2 separate regions of the Homo sapiens genome follow, and region 2 is linked to region 1. A link is an interaction called in ENCODE POLR2A ChIA-PET data of the cell type or tissue named here. Cell type or tissue: A673. All regions are shown on one strand. Links, peaks and the distances in the headings refer to the core of each region. The heading gives the core; the rest is flanking DNA. Region 1 holds the start of CCDC39 (coiled-coil domain 39 molecular ruler complex subunit). Region 2 overlaps SOX2-OT (SOX2 overlapping transcript).

Region 1 (9,105 bases), core at 400-8,399:
GGAAGCAATTGTAAGAAGAGAAGAGTAGAGGGATCAGCTTTGGGTCTTGAGGAATACCATTGTTGAGTGGCCAAATGGGCCAAGATAAAGCAGCAAAGGAGATAAATAAAGTTAATGGGAAACTGACAGGAAAGAAAAACTCATAAAAGCCAAGAGAGGAAAATGTTTTAACAGGGAAAGAACAGGTGAGTTTAATGCTGCTGCTAGATTGGGTAAGTTGATGATGAAAGAGTCCGCTGAGTAGGAAGCATGCTGATGGCAACAAGGGTAGTTTCTGAGGTGTGTATGGCAAAATACACTAAAAACAAAGTTAAACAGAAAGCCTCCAAAAACAGACTGGGAGAAAAATACTTACACACACACACACACACACACACACACACACACACAGAGAGAGAGAGAGAGAGAGAGAGAGAGAGAATACTATCCATAACACAGAAAGCACTGCTATAATTCAATAAGATCACTGAGTAGGGAAAAACTGGGCAAAGAATATGATAAAGAAATTCTTAGAAGAAATGTGATGCTGAGTCTCCCTTATTAGGGAAATGTCCATTAACTATGAGATACTGTATTTTGTTCTCTATATTGTAAAATATTTAATATTTCATAATATCCAGGTATGCAAAGATACTCTCATATTTTTGGAGAATATGTAAAGCCTTTTTGAAGAATAATTTAGTGTTACCTATCAAAATAAAATTGCTTAAATCTGTTTTCCATTAATTTTACTTCTAAGAATTTTTCCTGTAGAGACATTTACATAGGTATGCAAGATTATATCATATTTCACCAAATCTAATTTCATTGATTAAAAGATGCATCTCGATTTCAGAGATATAAAAATGTGAAAAAAAGTATAACCAGAATTGATGAAATGCAGTATTATCAAGATGTGCATTGCAGCACTGTTTATAAAGTTATAATTGATAATACTGAATTTTAAGCTTCTGTAAAAAGACTAAGGTAGATCTAAATGTACTGACATGGAAACATGGCCACTATTGTTAAGTGAAAAGAATGGATTTGCAGAATAATATTTACTATATGATTATATTTATGTAGGACAAAATTGACATATGTAAATATTTATAGCTTCATTTAAAAATGCTGGTTAGGTAAACACTAAACAGTGGTACTCTCTTACAAGTAGGATTGGCATGGAGGTGAAATACATCTTTTTCTTTTACTTCATACATAGAAGTATTTTTTCTACATTATTTTTGCAGAACAAATAAACTTTATGTTTTAGCCTGCGCAACTTGATTTGGTGAATTTAAGGGAATAAGACAGTAAAAGGGTAACATCTTCTTTAGCATGTTGGAATTAAATTGAGCATTTCAACAACAAAGCTTATAAAACTATGGGTTTTGTTTCCAAAGCTAGATCTGGATGAATGCAAATAGAGTTATGGTCTAGAACTTGTAGAATTCGAGTGGGAACTAGGTGATACGAGATTCTGTAATGAGATACCATTTTAAGGCAGAATTGTAGAATTTGGAGAAAGCATGGGCATTTCATCTAGAAGTAAATATCATATAATTGTTATCCTCAAATTCAGGAAATGGAATCTTTGAGAAATGAGACATGGGATTCTCAGAGCTTCAGTTGCTAGACTTCTTATGCCCGTGCGGTATAAGGGCATGGAACTTACCTATGTAACTGTTTCTGTAGGACGTATTCCTAGAAGTAAAATTAATGGAAAGATGAAAAAGACTCCACAGTCATGCATTTGGCAGCTACAGCTGACACTGAGAGGGGTGCTTCAACTCATTGGCACAGGTCGAGGCAGCTCAGTATTCATATTAAAAACTGGGATGGTAAATTAGGTAATTTTAAGATACATGGGTGATAATACCAATTATTTTATTTTTACTTTTTGCTGTATTAAAAGGTAATTAAATGTGATTGGTTTCCTTAGCTCTTGTGAAGGTATTTTCGTAGGTGAATAGTTTTGTTCCAATTGATGTTTCTGTGAGGGCTGATTGCTGGAAGTCTTGTTCTGCCATTTTCCTCCCCACCTTTGACCCAACACCAATAATTTTAGAAAGCAGCATTGCCACAACATATCCCAAGTATAAATAACTATGTACCATCTTAACATAAGCTGAATACTAACATTTTCATTAGTTGGAATGACTAAACTATTATAAAATAAGTAATGATCATTTATAAAGGATTAAATGTCATTATATCTAAAATTCCACTATTACATGCAGGTCAAATTTCTTCTACAAGTTGAGCCTTTCTCCCCAGCCTTTAATCATTGTAGAAAGGGGGAATAAAATGCTTTGCTAATTCTAGTCTTTAAAGGCACTAAGTCCACAAGATTAAGTTTATGGAAAACAATGTAGGCACAAAGAGACAAAGCTCCTACAGGAGGATTTCAGAACTATAGTGACAAACAAATCGACTGTAAAAAGACATTTTTAGGACAGTCGAAATATGAATCTGAAATGGTTATTAGATGATATTGAAGAATAGTTGATTTTTATAGGTGTGATAATGATATTGTGCTTATGTTAGATAACATTAACCACTCTTCTACCAATACATGCTCATGTATTTAGGGCTGTAATGTCATGATGTCTATGATTATTTTTTCACTTGAGCAAAAGATACAGATGATGCTAACATGGCAAAATATGAATGCTAAATCAAGGTGATGCATATATAGCAGTTATTTATACTCTGCTTTCTATTCCCATATACATTTAAAATATTTATAATAAAAGTTTAACAATGTCTAGGTAAAATAAAATTCGAAAGAGCAAAAAAAATTACAGATGATTATTGGATACGTAAAATTAATTCATGCACAGCATCCCTTCTTTAATCACTTTGCCTCAAGGAGCCTCGGTTTAACTTACCGAGAAAATGAAAGGATTAGATTAGTTGATTGTTTTGTCCTTTCCAGTTCTGAGATACTATACAAGAGAGACTATAACTCAAATGCCTACCCGTGCCAAGCAGGTAATTCAAATTAGTGAACTGGTAAAGTGCTTTGTTGGTCTAAAGGGGGCGCCTCTCCAGCGGAACATTGCCTTTTGATAATGGGGATTGTGTCACCTACCCTTTTTCAAGCAGAGGAAATACAGACGTTTATGCGAAATTCCACACTTTAAATGTTAGCAAACAAAAATGCAAAGAAAAATGCAAGTATGGGAGTGGTGCCGGAGGGACCACCACACCGCGCCACAAGTGTGCGGCCTCCGCGCGGTCCGCGTCTGTGATCGACTGGGACATCCGCGATGGGGCCGGTGAGTGCGGTGAGGAAGGCTGGCCGACTGAAACAGGCGACGATCAGAACATCCCAGTGATGCCAGAGAGAGAGTTGTTTCCAAACACCAGTTCACTTCGGTCTACTTTCACCTACTGTAGTAGCTGAAATCTACACAACACAGCAAACACACCTTGAAAAGAAACTTAGTTTATAATCCCTGTTGGCTCCCGTCTTCCCCCAGGCAATCGGAGGATCGTGTGGTTTACTTCCAGCCAGCTGCCCCGTGGTCCTCCAGCCAGCTCCGGGGGCCACAGTTTTCACACGCTCCGGGAGCGATCCGAGAGCCGCCTTTTCGTGGAAAGTTACGCTGCCGCCTGGCAACCCCCGGGAACGTCGGGAGGGGCAAGTTGCTGCTCATCCCTCAGTGCTCAAGGTAAGAAAAAGATTCTTCGGCCTGCAGGCAGGGAGTTCTCAACCGGAAGTTTCGCCTTCGGGCTGGAGCGTTTCCTGTTTGGTAACTAAGGACGCGGGAAGGTTGCTAGGGCTCCCCCGGCAATTGCCGCGGCACTGTGCAGGTGCCTGGGCTTGACGCGGGTGCTGCTCACCCGCTGTACAAGAAGGCGGATCTTTGCTCTGTATCTTCTCTATCCGTTTGCAGTCATGAGTAGCGAATTCCTGGCTGAGCTGCACTGGGAGGATGGGTTCGCCATCCCGGTGGCGAACGAGGAGAACAAGCTACTGGAAGATCAGGTGAGATCAATTGAAGCAGGCGGGAGGAAGCAGAGAGAGCCTGTTGGGGGCGTTTTCTGGTTGGCAGTACTACCCCAGCCCTTTTATTTCTCTCCTTTCCTAATCCTGTGCTTCCTCTAACACTCCCCCGCACCATCGCCCTCCTCCCTTACCCTCTCTGCCTATTTCAGTAATTGTTAAGCATTTAAAAATGCTATTAAAACCATAATTGACATTTAGGGTTATAAAGCTCGAATTATTACTCCCTTCCTCATGCCCACTCCTCTTACTTATTTCGTTCCTCCTGGCGAGAGAGGAAAGGCTGGTTCCGGCGCCCGCTTTTTCCTTGCTCAAAAATTAAAGAGCTACTTGGAAAAGAATTTCTGAGGTTTGCATAGCAACGGTTATTTGCGCACGTTTATAAATTAAACTCCAGAAGGTTCATATTTCTTTGTGAGTTTTTGTCTGTAATGTTTAAAGCTGAAAGTGACTTGAGATGTTTTCAAGAGGAACAGCCCGGTAAGAATGAAATGTGCGGTTTACAGTTTTTCAAAGAGAAGATTGAGTTGTCACAGATTAACATAAGAAATTTTACGTTGCAAGGACGAACTTACACTAACTACAATTCATAGCAGTTGTTAAAAAAAAAAAAATTGCAGGCCGGGCGCAGTGGCTCACACCTGTAATCCCAGCACTTTGGGAGGCTGAGGCGGAGGAACCCTAAAAGCCAGGAGTAAAACAAGCTTGAACAACAAAGCGAGACCCCCCACAAACCCCTCCCACCGCGTCTCTACGAAAAAATAAAAAAATAAAAAATTGCAACCGGGTCAGCAAATTTTGAAAAACTTTGGTGGTGATATGTTGTGTAGAAGAAGGTCCAAGAATAACAGATGATGCTTACACAACTTTGTAAAACGGAACAGAAAGTTTTCTCAGCTCTAAAAAAGGAAAATGAAAATCCTGTTACTCTACCTTTTGAAAACAATGGAAATGCTTTTTAACACGTTCTGACCTATTTACTCATGTGTAATTTAGAAGACTGCAATTTTTCCCCAAAGGAGGGCAATATTAGGAAATGTAAGGGATCTAGCACTGAGTACCGAGGAATTAATACTAAGTATCCAGCCCTGGGTTCAGATCCTACTTACCAACCCTAATCCTGCTTCTTTTTTTGTAAAGCGGAGATGGAGATGAACAAACTAATTACTTCGCGGGCTCTAGGGACATAATATGGGTTAAGGTTCCATCCAAATTTTAGGTTTTAGTATTCTTGCCATAATATGTGTCACACAGGATTTTTATGTACATATTAAGTATATTAGCTCTTTTAAAAAAGTATAGAGCCATATAAAGAAGAAAAATGAGCACCACAATTGCATTAAATTAAATTGCTTTTTAAACTCTGACATTTAAAAAGCAACTCCTGTAAATTTAAGATATTCAAACAGAATAGAAGGGTATGAGATAAAAACATAAGGTATTTCCTCTCCAAAGTGTCCACTGTACTGTAGAAATGATTACCATGGCATTAAACACACATTTCAGACATCTTGGTATACAGATATACAGAAAGAAGAGAAAAATGAGTATTATAATGGAATTATATATATGCGGTATTTAACACAAAATATTTATTTTAGTATTTGAGAGAAGAAAAAGCAGTTGTTGAATTTCAGGTAAATATTACTTGATCACAAGAGGTGCTGATTGCTAAAAAAATTCCTCTAAGTTAAGAAAAAATTAAATGGTTAATGTTTCTAAGAACTCTATATTTCAAATATAGATTACTGAATGTCTCTGATTTTAAAGAATAAGTTAGCACTCTTACACATTTTCCCACCTCCTTTTCCCCTATTAAAAATAATGGTTTTATCATTTTTAATATTATCAAGTTTTATTTGCATTTGATTCAATGCCCTTAATTTATCACAAGTGTTTAGTGTTAGTTTTATACTTGATTTGCTTTAATGGTCCTTACCGCAGTCACTTTTATTCAGTTTATCTTTCTTGAACTTTTCATTTTGATTTGTCTTTTGGCTGGCTGGATTTTATCCTCAAATGATTGTTGCAAGAAGGGCCCATAGTACTGTGATTTTATATATATATATATATATATATATATATATATATATATATATATATAAAATTATTATTATTATTATTATTATAATACTTTAAGTTTTAGGGTACATGTGCACAACGTGCAGGTTTGTTACATATGTATACATGTGCCATGTTGGTGTGCTGCACCCATTAACTCATCATTTACATTAGGTATATCTCCTAATGCTATCCCTCCCCGCTGCCCACACCCCACAACAGGCCCCAGTGTGTGATGTTCCCCTTCCTGTATCCAAGTGTTCGCATTGTTCAATTCCCACCTATGAGTGAGAACATGCAGTGTTTGGTTTTGGTTTTTGTCCTTGCAATAGTTTGCTAAGAATGATAGTTTCCAGCTCCATCCATGTCCCTACAAAGGACATGAACTCATCATTTTTTATGGCTGCATAGTATTCCATGGTGTATATGTGCCACATTTTCTTAATCCAGTCTATCATTGTTGGACATTTGGGTTGGTTCCAAGTCTTTGCTGTTGTGAATAGTGCTGCAATAAACATACGTGTGCATGTGTCTATAGCAGCATGATTTATATTCCTTTGGGTATATACCCAGTAATGGGATGGCTGGGTCAAATGGTATTTCTAGTTCTAGATCCTTCAGGAATCGCCACACTGTCTTCCACAATGGTTGAACTAGTTTACAGTCCCACCAACAGTGTAAAAGTGTTCCTATTTCTCCACATCCTTTCCAGCACCTGTTGTTTCCTGACTTTTTAATGATCGCCATTCTAACTGGTGTGAGATGATATCTCATTGTGGTTTTGATTTGCATTTCTCTGATGGCCAGTGATGATGAGCATTTTTTCATGTCTGTTGGCTGCATAAATGTCTTCTTTTGAGAAGTGTCAGTTCATATCCTTTGCCCACTTTTTGATGGGGTTGTTTGTTTTTCTCTTGTAAATTTGTTTGAGTTCTTTGTAGATTCTGGATATTAGCCCTTTGTCAGATGAGTAGATTGCAAAAATTTTCTCCCATTCTGTAGTTTGCCTGTTCATTCTGATGGTAGTTTCTTTTGCTGTGCAGAAGCTCTTTAGTTTAATGAGATCCCATTTGTCAATTTTGGCTTTTGTTGCCATTGCTTTTGGTGTTTTAGACATGAAGTCCTTGCCCATGCCTATGTCCTGAATGGTATTGCCTAGGTTTTCTTCTAGGGTTTTTATGGTTTTAGGTCTAACATTTAAGTCTTTAATCCATATTGAATTAATTTTTGTATAAGGTGTAAGGAAGGAATCCAGTTTCAGCTTTCTACATATGGCTAGCAGGTTTTCCCAGCACATTTATTAAATAGGGAATCCCTTCCCCATTTCTTGTTTTTGTCAGGTTTGTCAAAGATCAGATGGTTGTAGATGTGTGGTATTATTTCTGAGGGCTCTATTCTGTTCCATTGGTCTATATCTCTGTTTTGGTACCAGTACCATGCTGTTTTGGTTACTGTAGCCTTGTAGTATAGTTTGAAGTCAGGTAGCGTGATGCCTCCAGCTTTGTTTTTTTGGCTTCAATGAGAACAAAGACACAACATACCAGAATCTCTGGGACACATTTAAAGCAGTGTGTAGAGGGAAATTTATAGCACTAAATGCCCACAAGAGAAAGCAGGAAAGATCTAAAATTGACACCCTAACATCACAATTAGAAGAACTAGAGAAGCAAGAGCAAACACAGTCAAAAGCTAGCAGAAGGCAAGAAATAATTAAGATCAGAGCAGAACTGAAGGAGATAGAGACACAAAAAACCCTTCAAAAAATCAATGAATCCAGGAGCTGGTTTTTTGAAACGATCAACAAAATTGATAGACCGCTAGCAAGACTAATAAAGAAGAAAAGAGAGAACAATCAAATAGATGTAATAAAAAATGATAAAGAGGATATCACCACCGATCCCATGGAAATATAAACTACCATCAGAAAATACCATAAACACCTCTATGCAAGTAAACTAGAAAATCTAGAAGAAATGGATACATTCCTGGACACATACACCCTCCCAAGACTAAACCAGGAAGAAGTTGAATCTCTGAATAGACCAATAACAGGCTCTGAAATTGAGGCAATAATTAATAGCTTACCAACCAAAAAAAGTCCAGGACCAGATGTATTCACAGCCAAATTTTACCAGAGGTACAAGGAGGAGCTGGTACCATTCCTTCTGAAACTATTCCAATCAATAGAAAAAGAGGGAATTCTCCCTAACTCATTCTATGAGGCCAGCATCATCCTGATACCAAAGCCTGGCAGAGATACAACAAAAAAAGAGAATTTTTAGTCCAATATCCCTGATGAACATCGATGCAAAAATCCTCCATAAAATACTGGCAAACCGAATCCAGCAGCATATCGAAAAGCTTATCCACGATGATCAAGTGGGCTTCATCCCTGGGATGCAAGGCTGGTTCAACATATGCAAATCAATAAACGTAATCCAGCATATAAACAGAACCAAAGACAAAAACCACATGATTATCTCAATAGATGCAGAAAAGGCCTTCAACAAAATTCAACAGCCATTCATGCTAAAAATTCTCAATAAATTAGGTATTGATGGGCCGTATCTCAAAATAATAAGAGCTATTTATGACAAACCCACAGCTAATATCATACTGAATGGGCAAAAACTGGAAGCATTCCCTTTGAAAACTGGCACAAGACAGGGATGCCCTCTCTCACCACTCCTATTCAACATAGTGTTGGAAGTTCTGGCCAAGGCAATCAGGCAGGATAAAGAAATAAAGGGTATTCAATTAGGAAAAGAGGAAGTCAAATTGTCCCTGTTTGCAGATGACATGATTGTATATCTAGAAAACCCCATCGTCTCAGCCCAAAATCTCCTTAAGCTGATAAGCAACTTCAGCAAAGTCTCAGGATACAAAATCAATGTGCAAAAATCACAGGCATTCTTATACACCAATAACAGACAAACAGAGAGCCAAATCATGAGTGAACTCCCATTCACAATTGCTTCAAAGAGAATAAAATATCTAGGAATCCAACTTACAAGGGATGTGAAAGACCTCTTCAAGGAGAACTACAAACCACT
Region 2 (9,105 bases), core at 737-8,736, 430 kb before region 1:
AATAGAAAAAAAATCTCTTTGGTTGCTGCATAGAGATTATTCTGAAGGAAAATCAAAGTGCTTGCAAAGAGACCAGTTAGAAGTGAGTGCAGTGATCCTGGGGTGGATTGTTTGCAGCACTGACCAGTGAAGATCGGGAGAAATGGGTTGATTTGAGACATATTTAGAAGGTGACATCAGTACCACTTGGTGGCATATTGGAGATGGTGGGTAAAAGGATGTATTAAGACTGACTCTGGAGTTTCTAATTTATATAACTAGATGGATAGTAGGATCATTCACTGAAATAGGAGAGACTGAAGAAGATCAGGTCTTGGTTGGAAATCTGTGAGGAACACATCAACTGTGAATTGCCTTTGGGTCAGCCAAGTGAAGGTGTCAAGGGGACAGCTGAATACATGACTCTGTACTCCAAAGGAGAGATCTACGTTGGAGATAGAAACTTATGAGTCATGGAAGCTACTCCTCTTTACTCATTCATTCTATTCGGGTATTACTGAATGCCTTCAGTGTACCAGGTACTGTGTTAAAAACAGCAGAGGGAAAAAGTCCTAAGACACCATCTCTTCCCTCCAAGAACAATGCCTCCCTCCTTTCTACAGAGTAAGATATAAACATTTGATATTGGTACTATTCTGGTTACTTCACAATCTGGTCTCAACTTCTCCCACCACTCTTACAGGTAAACAGTCAAATTCCAAACATCTCTAGGCCAATCAAACTGGTCTACTTGCCATCCTCCAAGCCTGAATGATGAGTATTTACCTCTACACTTTGTCTATATATTATACCCTTCCTTTATCTCCCTACTCAATATGTTTTCCTTTCTTCCTTCTGTGTATGGCAAATTCTTCAGGATGTGGATCCGTTCAGGTCCTTCCTCCTTACCAGATCTTTCCAAAAGCTGAATGAGAAGATGACCAAATATCCTTCCGTGATAAAATTCACAAATGCTTTTTCAATGAGACTCCCCCAACTCCAATAACTTAATTTTGAACATTTTTGTCAAAGAAAACATTCTTTTGCATCTAGCCTCACAATAGGGTAGACGTTGTCACCCATGACATTAAGCCAAATGGTGAAATGGGAATTAGAGCCTCCCCCTAAAATAAATTTATCCTTTTGCCTTTTTATCTTAGATATCTTATCTAAGTAGTTTCCATTTTTACTATAATAATTTTCAGAACTTAAAATGTTTACTTTTCACCTCCCCAGCCCTTCTTTTTTTGGGAGGACCCAGTAGTAGTCTAGAAAATACAGCATATAAAAGATCTGGCTTTCACATTTCAAAAAAACGATGCCACCATTTATTATACTGTGTCATATAACTCCTGTTTGAAGTTCCACATCTTGTTATAAAAATCTTTGCTGATGGTATAGTACTTTATCAATGTACATTTTTGTGATTCTTGATAACTATAATTGAAATAAAAATAGAGATGAACACATGTTCGACTTCATTATAAATTATATATCATATCTTACAAACCCCAAATTGGTTGTCAAAAAGCCATAAAGTGGGAAACCTAAGGGATTTAGAAATGTGTGGCCAAGAACATCTCCACAGTAGAGTAAATAAAACACAAACAGTAAAATGCAAACTTCACACCCACAATTATAGGAGGGAACTGTACAACACAATAACAAGCTAATATTATAGGTTTGTACTTAGGAAAAAGCCTTCATACAACAGTGCTTTTCACATGGAATTTTACCAATTTAACACAGAGAGAAATCATTTCACTCACCCCTAAAATCCACTTACTAATTGAGCAAAATATAGTTAATTTAATAATATAGCCACACGGTAATGTATAGGAGAGAAAGAAAGGTATACATACTTCTCTCTAGGAAAAGATTCAAAACCATTCCTCGCAGCAGCTACAAACAAGTTCAGCCCCCAAAATATAATTAAAAAGAGCTTCTTGAATAATTTTTCACAGAACAAAAATAATCTATAATTATTTATAATTACATATAATAATAATAAGAGGATGTATTAAGACTGACTCTGGAGTTTCTAATTTATATAACTAGATGGATAGTAGGATCATTCACTGAAATAGGAGAGACTAAGGAAGATCAGGTCTTGGTTGGAAATCTGTGAGGAACACATCAACTGTGAATTGCCTTTGGGTCAGCCAAGTGGAGGTGTCAAGGGGACAGCTGAATACATGACTCTGTACTCCAAAGGAGAGAGCATATCTATCTCCTCCCATGCTATCTCCTCCCATACAGAGGACACTGCAGACAACTTTTAAATGGAGTTCTCTCTTACTGGAGATCCCTAACCAGGAAGAAGTAGGTGTAAAAATTGTATTAGACAAGTGAACAGCTAAGAATGTCAAAGAAAGCATGAAAGTGGACTTTTTTTTTTTTTTTTTTTTTTTGAGATGGAGTCTCGCCCTGTCACCCAGGCTGGAGTGCAGTGGCACAATTTCAGCTCACTGCAACCTCTACCTCCCGGGTTCAAGTGATTCTCCTGCCTCAGCCTCCCAAGTAGCATAGCTGGGATTACAAGCGCCCACTACCATGCCCAGCTAATTTTTGTATTTTAGTAGAGATGGGGTTTCACCGTGTTGACCAGGCTGGTCTCGAACTCCTGACCTCAAGTGATCCACCCACCTCGGCTTCCCAAAGTGTTGAGATTACAGGCGTGAGCCACTACACTCAGCCAAAAGGGGAACTTTGAGCTGAATCTTCAAGGACAGTAAGAGATTACCAGGCAAAGAAAAGAACTTAGTAGAGGGGAGAGGGTGCAGAAGACATGGAGGTAACAAAGTTAAGAGGTGTGCAAGTATGAGAATGAAGGGCAATGGGAAGGAATGCCATGAGATGGCAGGACTACAAAATAAGGAAAGATACATGAAAGTCATTCTAGAAAGTTCATATTTTATCCCATGGGAGATGAGAAAGTATCAAAGGTGTTTTCAAACGGTAAGTGGCATAATTAGATGTGAATTTTAGAACAGTAGCTGGGACCCATGTGCTTTCAACCACTTTTCTAGTATTCTGGGAGAAATAAGAATTTTTAAATTGTGGGCCTGTGGGAGGATACGAAGGAAAGAAGTGTTCAGAGAGATGTGGGAGGAAGAGAGATCTATCCCAGAGCTGTGCTGCTCGGCTGCTTCCTCCACAAGACAACAGGCTCGTAGGGTTTATGGTTGAGTATGTGTTGTATATCCCAGGATGCAGGAATGTCAACAGAGTTGCAAGAACCGCAGAAGGCCAGGAGCGAGTGATGATGATCACATTCATCAGAATCAGCGGTGCGCCAAGTTCAGCTGTACGTTAACATATATAATGAGGTTAACATGTGTTGAGCCCTTACTGTGCCCTGTACTGTTTTGAGTGCTTTATATGGATTAACTCATTTATTCCTCATAACAACTATAGATAGATATAATTATCAATCCCATTTTACAGATGGGAAACTGAGACACATACAAGTTAGGAAACTTCCCCTAAGTCTTACAGTTGTACAGAGAGGAACTGGCATTCCAACCTGGGCTAGCCGGCCCTGGAGGCAGTGCTCCAATGCTGTATAAAAGTGAGCTTTGGCTTGTGTCTTAGCGCAGGCCGCTATAACAATATGTCATAGACTGGGTGGCTTAAACGATAGATATTTATTTTTCACAGATTTGAAGGCTATAAAGTCTAAGATCAAGGTACCAACCAGTTTGGCTCCTGGTGAGGGCCCTCTTCCTGGCTTTCAGATGACCACCTCTCTCCATGTCCTCACCTGGCAAAGAACTACTTTGCAAAGTAGTTCTATGTGTTCTGGTCTGTTCCTCTTCTTATAAGAACATTAATCCCATCTTGAGGGCTTACCCTCACCTAAACCCAATCACCTCCTAAAGGCCCTACCTCCAAATACCATCACACTGCGGGGTAGGACTTCAACATATGAATTTGTTGGGACACAAACATTCAGGTCATAAAAGCTTGTTGAGTTTTCTCTCAGAAGGAAAGTCCATGAGCCCACTCACTGAGACACACTGTGCTCAACAGACACCATCTTTTTTTTTTTTTTTTTTTTTTTGGAGATGGAATCTAGCTTTGTCACCCAGGCCGGAGTGCAGTGGTGGGATCTCAGCTCACTGCAACCTCCGCCTCCTGGGTTCAAATGATTCTCATGCCTCAGCCTCCTGAGCAGCTGAGACTATTGTCGTGTGCCAGTACGCCCAGCTAATTTTGTTGTATTTTTGGTAGAGATGTGGTTTTGCCATGTTGGCTAGGCTGGTCTCAAACTCCTGGCCTCAAGTCCCCCCTTGGGCCTCTCAAAGCCCTGGGATTACAGGCATGAGCCACTGCACCTGGCCAATAGACACCATCTTAATACTAAAGAGGGCTGCGGCTGAGGCTGGGGCTAGTGCAACATTTAAAAGGGAACTAGAATGCATAGAACAGAAGGAAGCGAGTCAAGCTCTACTCTCTTTGGGCATTGATGATAAATTCTGTGAGAAGGGTCAGCACTGCCTGACTCATCAAGTAGAGAGAATTTCTCAGACTGTTTTCTGAAAGATTCCAGAGTTTCTGAGGAGAACTGGTTGAAGAGACATATGTTGCCATGAAAACAGAGCATGGGAGTGTTGGGGGAACAGCAGTGGTCACAGTGCTAAAGAAATGTCTGCAGACAGCAGGGATAGACTGCTCAAGTGATTGCTGAGATAAGTCTCACAGTTCACACAGAAGATACCCAGGCAAAGCATGTCGAGGAGGCACTCCAGGGAGAGGAAGGGCTGAGTAGGCACAAAAGTAGTTCTATGTGTTCAAAGATGATGGGCAAATCAACTAATTTCCAATGTCTTCCAAAGTCTTAAATATCCAAATGTCAAAATCTACAAGTTGAACACTATCTCCCTAATTCACGAAATGGCTTTTTCACATGAATTTGGTCCTCATAAGCCCGCTTTTGGTTTCTTTCAGGAGAATGGATAGACAGGCATCTTGATGCATATTTTTTTGTTGTTGCACATTTGTTTTTGTCCTTGATGCACATTTATTTTTGTCCTTAACTTTTTGGAACTTAAATCCATAAATTAAATAGTGATGCTGCATTAAATGCAATTCAGGATGAGCCCAGATGAGACCAGTTTCGGGGATGTGCCACAAGGAGACAGACTCGTATCTCTAATAAATAATGTAATTTGTGTCGTTTTTCCCATCCCTCAGATTAATAAATTCTAAGAGGTAAAGGTATAGCAAGCGAAATCAGAAAAAAAAATTGTTTTGGTGCTAGCTGAAGCCTGCACTGCATTCTCACAGATGCTTTAGTAACATGTAAACTGTTAGGATTAAGTGGCTCCAGCTGGTGATAATTAGAACTAGAGAGAATAGGAAGAGAAAGGGGTGGGGGGAGGTTGTCGGGGAAAGCTCCATTACTCACCAGGAAGAAGCTGATTTTCTGTGTCATCTGTCTCCACTACCACCATCACCTCCCACCTCTCACTCTTCATCTGCCTCCACCCAACCCACCCTCATTCTCCTCTATTGGCAGTGAGGGGCTGGTGGTGCAGCAAGATTAATCCCATCCGCCTTTTGTATCTCCTGTGCTGTTTATGCCAATTCTTTGCCAAAAATATGAAGTTTTTGGTCTGTTTTATTCAACAAATATTATTGATTTAACATATACCAGGCATGGGTAGTTGCTAATGATGCAGCAATTGATAAAGTAAATTTGGCCCCCTATCACACAGCTTACATTCCAGTGGGCGATATTAACAAGCAAATGGTGTGATAAGAGCTGTAATGGCAGAAATAGAGCATAGCACAGGATCATGTAAACCCAGACATGGCAACCCAAGGTGGGCTGGGGGGAGGTGGGGATGGGGTAGGCGATAGTTTAAAGAAGAAGGAGGAAGTGTACAGAGCACAATCCAAACAAGAAACTAAAAAATAAATCATTATAATCAGAATATCCGCTGGAAAACTCCTTGGTGATAAGAAATGTCTCAGACATAACAATTCAAAGATGCATGTGCAAATTCCAAGTGAAGACACCCAGTAGGCAAAGGCAAATATGGGCATGAGATCTAGCAGAAAGTTCAAGTTTGGACACCACGTAGCTTTCTCATTTCCCAGAGGCATTTTTCTTCCTCATAATACTCTTAAGAAATACACTAGTTGCAAAGCAATGGGAATACCTGGGGTTGCTTTTTTTTTTTAAAGAACTGCCACTAATGTGGATGGAGTTTGAGGTTAGAGGCGCAAAATTATGTTTTTCCTGCTGTCATATTATCTTCCTTAGAAAAGCTTCTTTTATTGATGGGCTACTCTGCAATCAATAGAAACCTAAATGAGGGTTCATCCTTTGTCTGGGCAAGTAACTACAAACTTAGTTCTTCATGCTAACAAAGCTTTTTATTTCCTTTGTTGAAAGTTCTTTGTTATCATTTTCTAAGTATAATTGCTATTTACCTATTGACTTGAAAAACAGATTCAGTGTTAGATTAATGCTAGAAAATTAACATTCCCCAAATTTAAACTCCACATCACAAAATTACTAACAAAAATAAATTATTTTATCTCTATATCTTATTTTCATATGGTCTCACACCAATTACAGTAAAAATAGGCATATACATTCTAAATATTCTAATAAAAACTTTTAGAGATTACCAAACAAGTACTTTTATTTTTCCATTTAAAATAGGATAGAATGGATAGTCAAGATCTATCCAGTCTTCTGTTTCACTTTGGGAAAATCCCCATTTGCCTCATATTAGTTTGTAAACATCTCACGTTTTTCCCAAGTCTCAGTAGTTTTAAGTGCAAATGTTACCACCAACAATCACATTTTTAACTATATCTATTTCGTCCCTAAAAAAACTGGTGTTTCTCAAAATTTGATTGAGTCTGATTGAGTCTCAAAATTTGTGTTCCCTTCACCTTGTGATCACTAATCTTTCCCCAGTTTTCTTTTCTGTTCTTTTTGCATGGTGTCCCAAACTTTCACGAAAGGATTCTCTAGATATGAAGCCACTTTTTAAAAGCTGTGCAGAAAGTCACATAAAAATAACAATTCTATGAAAACAATTACAGAGACTACAAATTTTTAATTTTACTTATATATTGATAACTAAAACAGTGAAGCCTCTTTTAAAGAGAAGAACAAAAATTTAAAGAAATTTTAAAAACATTTTTAATTGAATTTGGTAAAATATTAATACTTGCTGATAAGTCATCACTCACTAATTTAATAAACACTGACTAGGCTTCTTCTTATAGGGTTTTCACAACTTACATATGAACAGGAAGCTGTAAGGTCCCTGCCTCACTCTTTCCACTCTGTGTAACTTTTGCACCCACAGCAAGCTTTCAGCACATCCTGAAAAGCAACTAAGCTGTCCTTAGATGATGGCACCACCTGGTGGTTAGTTTACAAATGTGTTAAAGACCATGTCTCTCCCCTCACCACTTCCTTGACTCTTCTTCAAAGACAAATAATCCACTCTCCTCTAAACACTTCTCCCCTTCAAATTATCTCAGGCAGCAACCTTTTTACATTTCCTTTCCTAACTCTTTTCTAATTCTTGCCCTTTTATCTCATATAAATTTATCTTTCTCTTCCTACATTCTCTGTTCAATTTGAGAAAAATAAACACACCAGCCTAATTATAGCAAATAAGCATAAGAAAAGTATACCAATTACACATTTGCATCAAAGAAAAGAAAAGCTATGAGATAAAAGACACAAAGAAATTCTAACAACAGAAGTTTCAGCAGACATTACCCTCTACTGCCTCATCATCCCCAAATTTACTCAGGCACCAAAATTTAAAACAAATAATCTCTCACTAAGTATTTGGATGGCAACAGGTTGCTTTCTAAATCTGCCGTAAATGCGCAGAACTGCAACTAGATACAAGTGGAAAAATTTGGAATTTTGGAGGCTAAACTGGGAATTTAACCGACACTTCTAACATTGTTCCCATAAGGAATTGCTTTCTGAATTCAAATAGTTTTGGATTATGACTTTTTACATGTAGGGATTGCCTATATTTCTAGTTGTGTACCTTGTAAACCAGAGTAAGTTGTTTCCAAACATATCTAAATGAGTACAGCTCAGAGATTAGACTGTAAAACTGAGATAATAAAATTTGGTTTGGGCCAGGATCCCAGCACTTTGGGAGGCCGAGGTGGGTGGATCACGAGGTCAGCAGATCGAGACCATCCTGGCTAACACGGTGAAACCCCATCTCTACTAAAAATATAAAAAATTAGCCGGGCGTAGTGGCGGGCGCCTGTAGTCCCAGCTACTTGGGAGGCTGAGGCAGGAGAATGGCGTGAACCCGGGAGGCAGAGCTTGCAGTGAGCCGAGATCGCGCCACTGCACTCCAGCCTGGGCGACAGAGAGAGACTCCGTCTCAAAAAAAAAATAATAAATAAATAAATAATTTGGTTTGGGCTGGGTGCAATGGCTCACACCTGTAATCCCAGCATTTTTGGAGACCAAGGCAGGAGGATTGCTTGAGGCCAAGAATTCAAGACCAGCATGGGCAACATTGTGAGACTCTGTCTCTACCAAAAAAATGTAAATAATAATAAATATAGCCAGGCAAGGTGTTGCACCCCTGTAGTCCCAGCTGCTCAGGAGATGGAGGTGGGAGGAACACTTGAGCCCAGGAGTTCAAGGACACAGAGAGTTATGACCAGGCCACTGCACTCCAGCATGAATGTAGAGAGAAAGATCCTATCTTTTAAAAAAAAAAAAACAAAAAAAAACAAAGAAAAAACAACACTTTGTTCAGGAAGGATTAAAGGACATACTTTAAAATAGCTAACATTATAGAATATATGATAAATACTAAATACTACTCAGTGTTCAATTTACTCTAACAGGTGAATATTTCAGAGAAATTATACGATTGAACTTATGAGCCATATGTTCATTTTGGGTTTGTTTTCTTACCGGTATTTAGAAAGATATTAATCACAGCCAAAATTTATATTACGAAAAATGAGATGATTGGCTTAGGTGATCTCTGAGTTTACTTCTAGCTCTAAAGGTATCCTACAACTCTGCAATACTCAGAATCCTGTTACAACTGCATACAACTCACAGAAACTTTGTTTACATTTCAGAACCAAAATTAAAATTAT

Evidence for each region. ChIA-PET counts read pairs that join two places held together with the same protein. Peaks named below come from ENCODE experiments on the same cell type or tissue, not always from the same donor. Only the 100,000 strongest peaks of a DNase experiment are listed, where the experiment ranks them.
Region 2: POLR2A ChIA-PET joins it to region 1 with 24 read pairs; 2 of 35 experiments call an interaction of 5 or more read pairs at or near these places.

The regions. Positions count from the first base shown.
Region 1 is chr3:180,674,159-180,683,263 of GRCh38, reverse strand. It overlaps CCDC39 (coiled-coil domain 39 molecular ruler complex subunit), which reads left to right and starts at 3,775. Exons shown (of 20, transcript NM_181426.2): 1 at 3,775-3,973. The coding sequence starts at 3,884. CCDC39-AS1 (CCDC39 antisense RNA 1) reads right to left here and starts at 3,183. Exons shown (of 2, transcript NR_046725.1): 1 at 3,074-3,183. RefSeq lists enhancers at 3,274-3,323, 3,404-3,503. In A673, for the core only: a CTCF peak has its summit at 3,012; DNase peaks (open chromatin) are centred at 3,023 and 3,753; H3K4me3 peaks cover 1,505 bases; H3K27me3 peaks cover 4,695 bases.
Region 2 is chr3:181,102,073-181,111,177 of GRCh38, reverse strand. The region is part of intron 2 of SOX2-OT (SOX2 overlapping transcript); the gene reads right to left. Among named protein-coding and RNA genes, the nearest start is that of SOX2-OT, 50 kb to the right of the region's middle. In A673, for the core only: CTCF peaks have their summits at 7,174 and 7,376 (motif pointing left); no DNase peak of the experiment used is centred there.